Linked DNA regions of Homo sapiens: region 2 is linked to region 1. Evidence: chromatin contacts called from ENCODE Hi-C or POLR2A ChIA-PET data. All regions are on one chromosome and are shown on one strand. The core of a region is the stretch at or near the end of the contact, and the rest is flanking DNA. Distances in the headings are between cores, read along the strand shown. Region 1 has its middle 70 kb from the start of ABL1. Region 2 overlaps FIBCD1 (fibrinogen C domain containing 1).

Region 1 (7,381 bases), core at 1,638-4,137:
CCCTCACGTCCCCAGGCCATACCCACCCCGATCCATTCCACTCTCAAAAGATAACCACTATCGACAGACCTTTCTCAACATATTTACAGACCCGATTTTTCTCTGTAGTATAAATGGGATTATATTACCCTTGCTTTTCCATTGAACACATTGAACACATCAATCCACATAAAACTACCTCTAGCTCTTTAACAGCCACAGAGTGTTGTACAGAATGACAGCCACAATTATGTAGCTGTTCCCAATGAACAAATATTTAAGTTACTTCCAATTGTCTCTAGTTAGGTTTCTCATAGGGGTTTTAATTTAATTCTCACAAAGACCCTATAGAGTGGGCCTATTATAGACAGGTCCTCCAAGGCTTGGAAGGATGCACTAATTCGTTCCTTCAACAAAGACTATTCTGTGCCAGGAACACGACAGCAGACAGGGTCAGACAGAGCCTTGGCCATCAGGTAACTTACTACCGTTCTTCTTCACTGGCTCTAACAAGCAACATCCCCCAGACCAGTGCAAAGCCAGGCTGATGCAAGGGCTCTGGGGAGGCCTTTCAGCCTAGCTGGGGGCAGGGTGGTCATCAGTGGAAACTTCCTGTTTCTGCTCCTTGGTGCTGCCTCACTTCCACCGCCATCAGACTGAGGATACACAGCTAGTCGTCACTGGCTCTGTCCTGGGGGGACTTTGCTCTTGCCAGTGACAGTCTTCCATACGCTCTGAGTTGCTGCTAAATGCCCGTGCACACCAAGCCTCCCAAGTTACAGACCTAGCAGAGCATGAATTATTTTACAAATTCACAAATGTAGCAACCAAGTAAATCCTGCTGCCAGTCTTCCCATCAAGAAGGAAACAGAAAAAGCAGAGGCTGCAAGCTCTAATGCTTACAGGGTTCAGGAAGTTGTACACATAGGAGTGTATGGGGGTTGGGGGGAAGGGGGCTCTCCCATCTGGGTGATGCTGTTCAAGAGAGCAGCGGCTACTCAGCTCCAGCAGATAGCTACCATGTGAAAACGCAGGGTTTTGGAAGTAAAATATATTGTTTTAAAAAAATTACGATGGAAATCTTAAAATTTCCTAATTTTTAAATCCATAGGTTCCACTTCATTTTTTTCCTCGCAATTTCCATGTTAATTAAACCAAGTCATTTGTTGTGCAGAATTCCCACCAGTCTAAATCTTGATGATTGAATTTAACATGTCACTTTCTTCTGCATGAAACTTTATTTTCTCAAATGCAGGTGGCCATTTCTGTTTAAAAGAGATGTCCTATTTGTGAATGTGTGTGTACGTGTGTGTGAGTGTGCACACACATGCACACGTGCACTTTACTTCAGAGAGCTGGCCTGTGGCTGCTCTGAGGAATCAAATGTGTTCCCTTTTCATAAAACCTGCAGCTCCTCCAGAACTAAAACTCGGTATTCAAATATGAGGTCAGGCCGGGCACAGTGGCTCCTGCCTGTAATCCCAGCACTTTGGAGGGCCCAGGCGGGTGGATCACCTGAGGTCAGGAGTTCGAGACCAGCCTGGCTAACATGTTGAAACCCCATCTCTACTAAAAATACAAAAATTAGCCAGACGTGGTGGCAGGCACCTGTAATTCCAGCTACTCGGGAGGCTGAGGCACAAGAATCGCTTGAACCCGGGAGGCGGAGGTTATAGTGAGCAGAGATTGTCACTGCAGTCCAGCCTGGACAACAGAGTGAGACTCCGTCTCAGAAAACAAGAAGTCAGACTCTCCACTGTAACATGGCATTCTGAGGCCATGTGAATCTTTAGAAGAATGGGATCGCAAAGGGACTCCTGGAATTCCAAACAGATCTATCAATAATTGAATGAGGTAGTTTCAGATGGCATGAGCTGCAAAGAAATGAAAAGGGGAAGAGGACAAAGAGCTGATGCTGGTGTGGGTACTGTGGCCTGGGCCATCAGGGAAGGTCTTTCCGAAAAGATGTCATGTGAGCTGGGGCCTGCATGGGTCTGAAAGAGCCAGGCACCAGAAGCTGAGTGAAGGGCAGGGCCCAGGGAACCCTAAGAGGAAAAAGCACTGGCAGTAAACAAAGGGAGTGACAGGAGGGAAATTCGAGAGGGAAACCAGGCCCAGACCACGCAGGCTGTGGAGAGAAGCTGAACATTACTCTAACTGAGATGGGTACCCATCGAGGGACAGGAAACTGGGTAGTGAAAAGATCTGATGTAAGTTTCTAAGGGAGGGTCTCTCTGCTAGCAGGAGGAGGACAGACCCAGATGGCAACAGGAGGCTGGGAAGTCTTTGAGATCAGAGCCGGGGCAAGGCAGGGTGGGGCCGGGGTGGTAGCCCTGACAGCAGAGCAGTGGGTGGTGTGAGGTTTATTCTAGGCACTTGTGACTGTATCGGACAAGAAAGAGAGGGCAGAGGAGGAGGCAAGGATGAAAGCTAGAGGGTGGCAAGGCCCTGGGGGGAGATGATGCTGGGGTCACAGGCTGTGGCCTTGTCCCCAAGTCCTAAGGCATCAAAAACAGACAAGGCCAGGTTTGGTGGGAACTCACTAAGTCAAAAGAAAAGGCCCCTGCAAGTGCCTACACTTCCTCATCTTCCTAACCACGGGGCACACTCATTTGTATCCCAATGAGACACATCCAGTACCTGCACCCTCCAGCTCCCTGTCAGAAGCCACCAGTGGTGGGGCCGCCCTTCACTGCATGTTTACCACTCTTTCCTCAGGGCCCTACGCAGAAGTCTGTCTGCGGTCATGGATCTCTTCCTGGGCCTACAGTAAGGCATCTGTCCTGACAGTAAGGCATCTGTCCTGCCCAGCAAGACCCGCCTTCCAGGCTCCAGTCATCCGCATGCCCCTGAGCAGGCTGGCGGGGGCACTGGGGGCCGAGGCTTCTTGGTATGTGTCTGTGAGTGCCATGGCCGCATTCTTGAGAGCGCACCAACGCATGCCACGGCCCGGGGCCCTCACAGTCACAAGCTCCTGAGCAGCAGTTTCTCTGCAAGCCTGGGAAACAGGTCGTGGGCGATGACCTGCACCCACTTCATCTCCATCTGCCAAATACAGTCTGATGAATTCACCCAATTCTTCCCTTTATCTTTTCTTTCCTCAGGGAAGCACTCAAATATGAGACCAACACCCTGTCCTTGTGACTGCTTCTTTACCAAATTCTGCTGACAAACCGTTTTTCCACCAAGCCACCACAGACAAGTGATTAGTTTGGTCATTGCCAGGATTAAGAAAACCTGCCTATTATGCCCCATTAGATTCACAGTAACTTTCCAAAATTTCAATATGTGTTCAAGCATTAAATCTGTGGCATAAAGAAGAAAGCAGCAAAGGGAACTGGGGGGCCTAAAGAACAGAAGAGAAACACAAAGGCTGTCAGGTCTAATTGTGCCTCTACGTTACCAAATGACTTTCATTTCCTTCCTTATAAGAGAAATGAATACTGATCCGTCACTGTTAACACTCAGGTACACTGACGTACCCAGTAGACCTTCCAGAAGGGCAACTGGCAATATGTATCAAAAACCTTTAAAAGTTTCTATTCTTTTGATGTAGAAATTCCACTTCTAGGAATTTATCGTAAGGCCATAAGAATGTACAAAAATGGATCATGAAGATTCTGGGAGAAAAACTACAAACAATAGAAGCATTTGAGGCTTAGGGAAATGAATCATGGCCTATCCAACACCACAAGGATTTCCATGTAGACAGGATTTCCATCCTGCTAGCTACACGTTTTGAAGTGGGGGAGCAGCACCCAGGTGGCCCCCGGGTTGCTGGCTGTAGCACTGTCATAACCAAACCAAAGCCTCCCCTTGTACCTCTGAAAAAACCCCTTGAGAAGCTGATGAAGGATATGGACCTCCTCGCCCAAAAATAGCAAACCCAAAAACCAATAACCAAACATGAGACTGCACAAATGTTTGCATGTAATTTCAGGAAGCCTTAGAAGTCCAGAGGAAAGCAAATTATTCATATTTAACAACAAAAAAATCATCTTGACAAAATGATGAATTCTGAAAATGATCAACTCTGGCCAAAAAGAAAAGGGTGGAGGAACTTGTCTTTGGTTAATCAGCACACTACAAATTCTACTTGTATCCCTTGTATCCTCTTTTTTTTTTTTTTTGAGACAGTCTTGCTCTGTCACCCAGACTGGAGTACAGTGGCACAATCTTGGCTCACTGCAACCTCCACCTCCCAGGTTCAAGTGATTCTCCCACCTCAGCCTCCCAATTAGCTGGGATTACAGGCATGCGCCACCACGCCCAGCTAATTTTTGTATTTTTAGTAGAGACAGGGTTTCACCATGTTAGCCAGGCTGATCTCGAACTCCTGACCTCGTGATCCACCTGCCCTGGCCTCCCAAAGTGCTGGGATTACAGGCATGAGCCACTGTGCCTGGCCTTTTACTTGCCTCCTCTTAAGTGACATTATTCATCCAAGCCCAAGGTGTCAGGGACCCAAAACACAACATATCTGACCTTACGCATAACAAGCAAAAGAAAACACAGTGCCACCACGAAAAAGAAATCTGCACAGGTGTCCAGGTTTATCGAATGCATATATCAGAAGGAGAATCTGATGCTGCTAAATAAGCTAAACACATTGTTACAAGAAGAAGCACAAAGCACAGTCCCCCAATGGAAGCGGGAACTTTGAACATGGGAAAGGGTCAGCAATACAGTTCAGTCCCAACCAACAGGACCAGAGCTAGTTCCCTCCAGCAATAATGAAATAAAACTTGAAAAGCTCTGGACAGATGCCTCCTACACACAAACCTCACTTCACAGAAGAAACGCACTCCAGAAAACTCGGCTCCTATTTTCTCCCCTGGTTTCTGGGGTAAGCTCAGCTATATTCCTAGAGAAGAAAGATCTCCCTCAAGGACACAGTGATGTGTGTGTCCTGGCCTCTCTGACCCTGGCCCGCCTTGCTGTCTCCTCCAGGCCATGCGCTACTGCAGGCAGTGCCTTCCCACTCAGGACCTTCCTACAAACCTCCCCTCAGCCTGGAACACCCTCACCTCCCAAACGCCCACTCAGCGGCCCAGTCTCTGCCTAAGTGTCTCCTCTGGGAAGCCTCTTCTGCCCGTTCCCTGCCCCCATTATGTTAGGTTCATGTTCCCCTTGTGCTGGCAGGGGGTGGTAGCGGTACACGTGCCATTATGATGCTCATTTTACAGGCAGCGAGTGGCAAGCCTCCAAAATGCCCCCACTGATTCCCGGCACATTTGCTGAGTGAGTGCCCTCCCTCACTGAATAGGGTAGACTGGGGAACCAACAGGATACTGCAGAACAGCAGGGTAGCATCTGTGATTATAAAGACATGTCACTTCTGCCTTGTGATCTCTTGGATTACTTGCTCTGGGGAAAGCTGCTGACATGTTGTGAGGACACGCAAGAAGCATGTGGAGAGGTCCGTGTGGCAAGGAACTGTGGCCTCCTGTCAACTGCCAGCACTGCTCGCCAGCCCTGTGAGTGAGCCATCTTGGAGGCAGGCCTGCCAGCCCCAGTTAAGCCTTCAAATGACTCTGAAGTCCCAGCTGAAATCTTGTCTACAATCTCATGAGAGACCACAAGCTAGAACCACTCAGCTAACCCACTTCTGAATTCCTGATCTAACAGACCTCAAGGGCAAGAACCATGACTGTCCTTTTTAATATTATAGCCCAACCTAACACCAATATAATATACCTGGCATATTGTAGGCATTGTGTTAAGAGAATGAATAAATGGAATTAATTAAATGAAAAAAAACCACAAAAATGTTGAGTGGATGGTAGAGTGACATGCTCTATTCTTTACTTTGCTAAATTTAAATTTTTTTCCACAATTAACATGTATTATGGGGTCACTTCACTTGGATTCAATTTGAACTAGAACCTGAAATGAAAAAAAAAAAAAGCAATTATCCAAATGTCCCAGGGCAGGGGAACCAGAAAGAAGTGCAAAGGCCCTGAGGCTGAAACAAATGTCATACTGAAGAAACAGAAAGATGGGCCAATGATACATGAAGCGATGCTGGGACCTAGGCCAGATCTTGGTTATATGCTTGGCTTTTTTTGTGACATGGAAGGAGAAGCTATTAGGTTTTAAGCAGAGGAGCAACATGATCTCATTTGCATTCCTGAAAGACTATTCAGGTTTCCTTTTCTTTTTTTTTTTTTTTTTGAGACGGAGTCTCGCTCTGTCACCAGGCTGGAGTGCAGTGGCGCCATCTTGGCTCACTGAAAGCTGCACCTCCCGGGTTCATGCCACTCTCCTGCCTCAGCCTCCCGAGTAGCTGGGACTACAGGCACCCGCTACCACACCCGGCCAATTTTTTGTATTTTTAGTAGAGAAGGGGTTTCACCGTGTTAGCCAGGATGGTCTCGATCTCCTGACTTTGTGATCCACCTGCCTCAGCCTCCCAAAGTGCTGGGATTACAGGTGTGAGCCACCACGCCCAGCCAGATTATTCAGGTTTTCATATGAAAAATAACTAGCAGAGGAGGAAGACTGAAAGCAGGAGTATCAGTAAGGAGGCTATTGCACAAGCCCACAGGAAGTGATGGACTCGATCAGACACCCCTGTAAAGTGTTCAGCAAAACCCTGCACATTCAACACACCCAACAACTGTTAATTTCTTTGTAAATGCTCAGTTTGAAAGTCACTATAAACAAGTTTCCCAAAAGTGCACACACATGCACACCACACAAATTTAAAAATTACCATGTTTTATATTCAATGGCACAGAAGAATATTTACAATATATATATTTTTAAAGGCAAATGAACAAAAACAGCCTATCTACTATGAACCCTCCTTCAGACAAGAGTGGCTACGGCAGAGAAATAAATGTTACCACAAGGTGGTTATCTCTGGGGGTGGGGTTCTAGGTAACTGTTACCTTCTTCAGCATCTCTTTCTGTACTTGTGAATTTTTTTTTTTTTTTGAGCTGGGAGTTTCGCTCTTGTTGCCCAGGCAGAAGTGCAATGGCGTGATCTTGGGTCCCCACAAACTTCGCCTCCCAGGTTCAAGTGATTCTCCTGCCTCAGCCTCCCAAGTAGCTGGGATTACAGGCACGCGCCAGCAAGCCCAGCTAATTTTGTATTTTTAGTAGAGACGGGGGTTTCCCCACGTTCGTCAGGCTGGTCTCTAACTCCCGACCTCAGGTGATCCACCCGCCTCGGCCTCCCAAAGTGCTGGGATTACAGGTGTGAGCCACTGAGCCCAGATGTGAATTTTCTTATTAAATAATGAGCATTTATTTATTTTGTAATGTGATGAATATAAAATCACTTTCATTTGTCAAATAAAAGAGAAAAAAAACCTGTAACTTTCCTGTATACTAAAAAACAAAATTTGAAGAAATGGTTAGTCTTACTAAATGAAGATTCAAATTACTTCAGAGAAGT
Region 2 (7,381 bases), core at 3,452-5,951, 160 kb before region 1:
GATTTCTTCGCAAGGCACGTAAACGGCAGCCCATAAAAGCGAACAGTACTTCATCTTTAAGGTGATCTCTGAAGACTAATTCTCCTCTGCTGAGTGCCCTGTTTCATCTCCAAGCTCCGCTGTCCCCCTGCCTCTAGGGGACCCCCTGCGGCTTCCTCGAGCCCCTCCCCATTTCGGTGCCCTCTGCCTTCCCACCAGGGAGGGGCTTGGGTGGGAGGAGGGTGCAAGATAGGGCAGGGGTGTGGGAGTTGCAGAGGGGAGACGGATGACCTCTCTGCCACGCCAGCCCCAGCCTCGCCCGCCAGGGGACCTTAATGCTACACAGTCTGATGATGCAGCCCTGAGCTGCTCGGGGCAAGGTGTCTCCCGACGGGCTCCAGAAGAGTGCATGACAGGGACTTGGCTGCTGACACAGAGCTTTGTATATCAAACCCAGCCATACTTTAGGCAGGGAAGGAAATCATAGAACGGCCCAGTTAGCGGCCCTGGCACAGAGGCAGTTGAATGAATGAGTGAGTAAAAGAAGTCAAAGGCCACAACAATCTGTCTTGTAAGCACCCTAACGGGGGGAGCACAGAGGAGGAGCCCCTCCAAGCTGGGGGGAGTGGAGTAGAAACAGTCAAGGAAGGCTTCCTGGAGGAAGTGACAGCTAGCTGAGCCCTGAAAGAAGAGAATACATTAGGCCAGTGGAAAAGGAGGAGGGGAAGCAGATGCTTCTGGCTGGCCAAGGGAGCAGTTTGTGCAGAGCTGGTGGAGGGGAACTGTGCATTTGGGTCTGGCTGGAGTAAATTGTCTTGATGCGTGGAGCCCGGAATGGACGCGGCCCCCAAGAGAACTGGGCAGGCGTGGAGCACTGAGTCCTGGCAGCCGCATGACAATAGGGACAGGCCAAGAAACTCTCTTCCGCATCCTGACAACAAAGCAGATCTCTTTCCCGGGGGTCTGCATGTCCAGGCGCATGTCCCCTCCACCCCGTCCTCTTCGGGTGCCAAGTAGGTCATCCGGCAGGTCCTTGTGGAATTTGAATTTACAAAAATGATTCTTTCCTCTGCCTCATCTTCTAGGTAGTAAGACACAATGATGTAAGAGGCATCTGTCTCTGTTCAATGTATCACTAAGAAAGCAAGCAAGCTGTCAATTACGATTGTAAGATGTCCCCCCATGTTGGAGATGCTAAAACGTGAAAAAAAGAGAACATGCGTCCCAGCATTGACGACACACAGAAATAACACTTTGGGTGGAAAAAAATGTCCTCCAGATGCTGTGTGCACATTGATCATGGGATAATGAAAGCCACTAATATTTACTGTGCCAGCACAACGTGCCAGGCACGGCTCCAAGTGCTTTAATATACGAAGTCATTTCAAGACAAGTCTCAAATTCGGAAAGTTGAAAAGGTGGGGAAAATGTGTCTGAGAGTTGAGGAAATTCAATCATAGGAGGGGCCTGGCCCAGAGAGGAAGGCAGGAGGCTCGGGGCCTAATCCCAGTTCTGCTTTTATTTGCAGTGTGATTCTGGGAGAGCCCCTTGCCCTCTCTGGGCCTCAGTTTTCCCTTGTGTGTAATGCTCAGGGGCCATGAGCGAGTCTGCCCAGTGAATCTGGGCCTCCGAGAGCGTGTGCGGCCACGCTCTGGCACCTCCGCTCACCACAAGCTGTTCCTTGGTCCTGGCTTCTGGCCAACACAGTTTTTTATCGCGCCTGCCCTTCGTTTCCGTTTTTGTTTTTTGTTTTTTGTTTTTTGTTTTTTTGAGACGGAGTCTAGCTCTGTCTCCAGGCTAGAGTTCAGTGTCATGGTCTTGGCTCACTGTAACCTCCACCTCCCAAGTTCAAGGAATTCTCGTGCCTCAGCCTCCCGAGTAGCTGGGATTTACAGGCATGTGCCACCATGCCCAGCTAATTTTTGTATTTTTAGTAGAGATGGGGTTTCACCTTGTTGGCCAGGATGGTCTCGATCTCCTGACCTTGTGATCTGCCCGCCTCGGCCTCCCAAGTGCTGGGCTTACAGGCGTGAGCTACCTCGCCGGGTCCCGTTCCTGGTTTTGAGATATGGCTTGTTCTGGAGTGACAGCCACCTGTTGCCTCAGCCCCCCTCCTCCTTGGAGGGCAGCAGGCCTCTTCTCCAGGGTGGCCTTAGGGCTACCTGGCCCAGCGGGTTGGCATTTGCTCTGCCAGGGGCCTGCTCTGTGAAGAGATAGAGGAAGGAGAGAGGATGGGGTGGGGTGCGGGGAGGAGGTGCCTAGGAGCCCCCATGTGCCCTGGGGACTGGAGAACAGCAGGACAGAACACGGGATGTGGCTGCTGCAGTTGGAAGGGACCTTCCGTGATGGGTGCCCGCTACCCCAGGGCACTCGTTCCCAGAGACAGCACGAGACCATCTATAGCATCGCTGCTGTTGCATCACAGCTCTCTCTGACCAGTGTATAGAGAGGTGGGTGTCTCTATATTGCTCTGTTTTACAGGCGAGGAAACTGAGGCTCAGAGAGGTGAGGCCCCTGGCCCAAGGTCACACTGTGGGAAATGCAGCTTAGAGGCCTGAGCCCTGTCCCGTCTGGCTGCAGAGGTGGGATCTCCACCTCCAGCCCTTACTGGGTGGTGTGGGCTCCACGGGGGCCACACGGCCACACACACAGGTGACCGTGGGTCCCTGGGCTGTCACTGTGCAGGGCATGGGGGGAGGTGGGTGGCAGGGGCAGCGAGAGGGAAGGCTTGGCATTCTGCTTGTGTCTTTGTGTCTTTCTGCCTCAGTTTCTATTTCCCATCCTGTCCGTCTCCATCTCCCTGCATCTCCCCGCGTCTCCCTGCGTCTCCCCGCATCTCCCCATGTCTCCCCGTGTCTCCCCGCGTCTCCCCGCATCTCCCCATGTCTCCCCGCATCTCCCTGCGTCTCCCTGTGTCTCCCTGCATCTCCCTGCGTCTCCCCGCGTCTCCCCGTCTCTCCCTATGTCTCCACCTCCCCTCTGGGGCTCTGTCTCTCTCCACTTTCTCCCTGAGGCGCTCACTGTGTCCCTCTCACTGCATCTGTGGCTGTCCCTGTCTCTCTGTCTCCCCTTGGACTGTCTCTCAGTGCCTGTCTCATCTCAGTCTCTGTGCCACGCCCTTGCCCAGCCCCCCAAGAAGGGGGTCCTCTGACCCCAGGTATGCCTCTAATGCTGGCCCCTTCTCTCTCCCGTCTGTCTGTCTGTGTCTGTGCGTCCCGGGCGGGCCTGCAGCGGCCGAGCTGCGGCTACGTGCTGTGCACCGTGCTGCTGGCCCTGGCTGTGCTGCTGGCTGTAGCTGTCACCGGTGCCGTGCTCTTCCTGAACCACGCCCACGCGCCGGGCACGGCGCCCCCACCTGTCGTCAGCACTGGGGCTGCCAGCGCCAACAGCGCCCTGGTCACTGTGGAAAGGGCGGACAGCTCGCACCTCAGCATCCTCATTGACCCGCGCTGCCCCGACCTCACCGACAGCTTCGCACGCCTGGAGAGCGCCCAGGCCTCGGTGCTGCAGGCGCTGACAGAGCACCAGGCCCAGCCACGGCTGGTGGGCGACCAGGAGCAGGAGCTGCTGGACACGCTGGCCGACCAGCTGCCCCGGCTGCTGGCCCGAGCCTCAGAGCTGCAGACGGAGTGCATGGGGCTGCGGAAGGGGCATGGCACGCTGGGCCAGGGCCTCAGCGCCCTGCAGAGTGAGCAGGGCCGCCTCATCCAGGTAGGGCTGGGGTCTGCATCTTGGGGTCTTGCTGGAGGCGAGGGGTTGGTGCTGCTGCTGCCATGTGCCAGGCGCCTGATGTCCATGGCCTCACTTAATCCCCAAGGCCCCAGACAAGGGGCTACTGCTGTTCCCATCTACAGACAAGCCCATGAAGCTCAGGGAGGCGCAGTCACTCATCCAGGGCCGCACAGCTACTGGGAGCCAGGATTCAAATCCTGTTTCTTTCCCGGTGACCCGGTAAACTGTACAGCACCCCACGGCACTTGGCACTCAGTAAATCCAGGGCTTGGGGCTTCCCCAGTGCTCCAGGGTACAGGTGAGGCAGGGCATTCCCCCATCAGGAGCAAATCGAGGCTCAGAGAGGGGATGCGACTTGCTGAAGGGCATGTGGCTGATCAGTGCTACCCCCTCAGAGCCGCACCCCATCTCTCCATACCCCCTCCCAGTTCACACCATGCAATACCCACAGCTTCCCAGGGACAGAGAGACCAGTCCAGGCAGCCCAGCCAGACCCCTAGCCTGTCCCAAACCACCTCCACCCTCCCCACCCCTGCCCCCAGCCAAGCCAGGCTCCAGCCAGCTCCAGGTGGGTCTGGGTGAAGGCTTTCCAGCTTCGGCTCTGAGACCATGCTGGAAGCACCACCCACAAGAAGTTCCTCCTTCATAGGATGAGGGATTTGGGATCGTCTCATCTGCCTCCACCATTTTCCAAGACAGAAAATGGTGGCCTAGAAATGGGTGGTGATTTTTCCTGGGTGCCGTGGCCAGGTCAGACCTGGAATCCAGCCCCTGCTGGAGCCCTGCCCGGCCCCTGGCCCTGTGCCACGTTCTCCCGGTGACTCAGATCCCTGGAGGCTAGGAGCCAAGCCCCTGCCCCCACGGGCGCCCAAGCCCCTTCCGCCCCACCGCCCCCAGCAGCCACTGAGAGATCCAGGCATTTGGTCACTCAGCTGCTCATGAGCAATGGGCCCTTTCCCTCCCTTTGAAGGCAGCAGCTGGAGAAATTACAGTCCTCATCACCCTGTCTGGGTGACTGATGGGAAGGTGGCTTCCCCCTCCCGGGGTAGAGGGATGTTTAGACCGCCTTCCAGCTGCCCCTCCATGTGCAACTTCCCCAGGCCTCATCAGCAGGGCTGGGGGCTGGGGGTACCTCCTGACTTTCTGGCTGACCTGGGACCCCCACCTCACTCCAAATTGCTCAGCCCCTGGTCAGCTCAGGCCCAGTTCATGAAGGCCCACCCTTAGAGCTGGGGTGGGGTATTTAGAAGGAGGGACCCCAGAGTCCTGCCCTCCCAATAGCCTGCGCAGAGGTACAGAGTATTCCCACAAGACTAACAGCCTTTCTGGGCCCAGGAGTGCCAGCTCACCTGACATATTTACTTCCCCAAAAATGTTTGATTTGACTCATTCCCCACAGACTGGATGATTCAAGAGACAGTGGGTCTTTATGTTTCATTCAGAGGCAGCGAGCCGTGCTCCTAACTCCTCCCTTCCAAGCTTCCCAGACCCTCAGCTGATCAGCACAGATGTGGGTTTCTCAAAGCTGTGCCTACAGGCAGCCTGGGTTGGAATCGCCAGAGGTGCTTGTTAAAAGGCAGCTTCCCGGCCAGGTGCAGTGGCTCATGCTGTAATCCCAGCACTTTGGGAAGCCGAGGCGGGCAGATCACTTGAGGTCAGGAGTTCAAAACCAGCCTGGCCAACATGGTGAAACCCCGTCTCGACTAAAAATACAAAAATTAGCCAGGCGGGCGCCTGTAATCCCAGCTACTCAGGAGGCTGAGGCAGGGAAATTGCTCGAACCCGGAAGGCAGAGGTTGCAGTGAGCCGAGATCACGCCACTGCACTCCAGCCTGAGCAACAGAGCGAGACTCTGTCTCAAAAAAAGGAAAAGGCAAGTTCCTGGGCCTCATCCCCAACCCCCTGCAGCCCCCCAGCCGGGGTTGATTCTCATGTGTAGTCCCTGAGGCCTGCTGGTCACGGCTGAGCTGAGCCATTCTGCCCTGAGGGTGTGAGTCCGCAGAGCTGGGATCCAGTCCAGGCCCCATCTGTGCCAGCTGTGGGATGCCGGGCAGGTTGCTTCCCCTCTCTGGGCTGGGTCTTGTCACCCGTGAGATGTGCATAACACAGTCTATGCTGAGGGGATATTGGAGCGCCTGGCTACAGGGCTTGGCTGGCTCTGTCACGTGGGGGATACTCATGGTCTGCACCATCAACGTCTCCTTATTATTATAGTAGAAATTGTTTGTGAGCTGAAATTTAAACCTATAGGGAGCCACCATGCCACTATTGAAAACTCCCTTTTCTTTTTTCTTTTTTTTTTTTCGAGACAGTCTTACTCCGTCACCCATGCTAGAGAGCAGTGGCACAATCAGGGCTTACTGCAACCTCCACCTCCTGGGCTCAGACAATCCTCCCACCTCAGCCTTCTAAGTAGCAGTCACTACAAGTGTGCACCACCATGTCTAGCTAATTTTTTTGATTAAAATTTTTTTGTAGAGAGGTCTTGCTATGGTGCTCAGGCTGGTCTCAAACTCCTGGCCTCAAGCAATCCACCCACCTCGGCCTCCCCACGTGCTAAGATTACTGTGTTGGGCCGAAAATCCCTTTTCTGGTAGGAGTGATAGGCCTATACCATGTGCTGGGCTCCGCGTTAATAGGCACTTTGCAGCCCCATAACGCCAGGAGGTTAGTACATTTGTTATCCCATTTTATTTTATTTTAATTCATTTATTTATTTTTTGAGACACGGTTGTCTCGCTCTGTCACCCAGCTGGAGTGCAGTGGTTCAATCTCGGCTCACTGCAACCTCCGCCTCCCAGGTTCAAGCGATTCTCCTGCCTCAGCCTCCTGAGTAGCTGGGACTACAGGCGCCCGCCACCACGCCCGGCTAATTTTTTTGTATTTTTAGTAGACACAGAGTTTCACCATGTTGGCCAGGCTGGTCTCAAACTCCTGACCTTAGGTGATCCACCCAACTTGGCCTCCCAAAGTGCTGGGATTACAGGCGTGAGCCACCACACCCGGCCTTGTTATCCCATTTTATGGAGAGGCAGACTGAGGCTCTGAGTGACAGGTGCGTGTGCAAGCTCACTCACACAGCTAAGCAGTGCCGGGGACAGCAGCTCTGACACCACTACCGCTAAGCGCTGTCCAGCCCTCCCCTGATGCGCCTCTGCAGCTCGGCAAGCAGGGACTCACTTCCCCATTAATTCGGGGCATGTTTATATGTACATTTTCAACTTTAATCATCTGCTGGTTTAAACAGAGGTCTTCCCTGCCCGTTAGCAAGAGGGAGGAGGCCGTGCCTGAGTTTTTTTTAGTGCGTTGTGGCCGTGTTGACTCAGATAAATGGGCAGTACCAGTGTGACTTAACCAAGTGATGTTTGCCGCACACACATCGCACGGCGGCCCCCACCTACCGTCTTCCCTCCTGCCCCGGTTGGGGTGTGCTGCCTGTGTCCCTCTGTGGGGCGTGCCCAGTGGAGCTCGTCTACAGGATGCTGCCGTGAAACCCAAACGCCCTGCCTGCCCATCTCTGCTCCTCTCTCCCCTGGCCTCAGCCCTCACTGAATCACCTGCTCAGCAGAGGGGAAACTGACAGGGAAACTAAAAGCTTTGCAGGGCCCCTGCCTCTGGACGAGCCGGGAATCATATTTTGTAAACTGCCGGCACTGTATATTTCTATTTT

What was found. Hi-C counts contacts between places; a loop is a spot of excess contacts on that map. ChIA-PET counts read pairs that join two places held with the same protein, here RNA polymerase II (POLR2A). Pooled maps may share reads with other maps.
Region 2: a map of ovary shows a loop between it and region 1 (2.4-fold over the local background). The contact joins two enhancer-like sites. A Hi-C loop is called at or near these places in 10 of 168 maps with a recorded cell type or tissue (OCI-LY7, body of pancreas, esophagus squamous epithelium and 7 more), 14 of 37 single-sample maps with no recorded cell type and 10 of 50 pooled maps. POLR2A ChIA-PET finds 5 or more read pairs at or near these places in 1 of 52 experiments (OCI-LY7).

What each region holds. Positions count from the first base shown.
Region 1 is chr9:130,761,682-130,769,062 of GRCh38, reverse strand. It overlaps a transcript of ABL1 not described here. Among named protein-coding and RNA genes, the nearest start is that of ABL1, 70 kb to the left of the region's middle. RefSeq lists enhancers at 1,010-1,815, 2,050-2,099, 2,110-2,169, 2,380-2,439, 2,470-2,639 and 1 more and a silencer at 3,454-3,503. Within about 2 kb of position 2,887, at least 8 of the 41 ENCODE cell types and tissues checked have a DNase peak (open chromatin) inside an H3K27ac peak, as active enhancers do.
Region 2 is chr9:130,925,876-130,933,256 of GRCh38, reverse strand. It overlaps FIBCD1 (fibrinogen C domain containing 1), which reads left to right. Exons shown (of 7, transcript NM_032843.5): 2 at 3,211-3,690. Among named protein-coding and RNA genes, the nearest start is that of FIBCD1, 9.7 kb to the left of the region's middle. RefSeq lists enhancers at 1,275-1,404, 1,805-1,854, 2,981-3,525, 7,012-7,061. Within about 2 kb of position 4,701, at least 6 of the 41 ENCODE cell types and tissues checked have a DNase peak (open chromatin) inside an H3K27ac peak, as active enhancers do.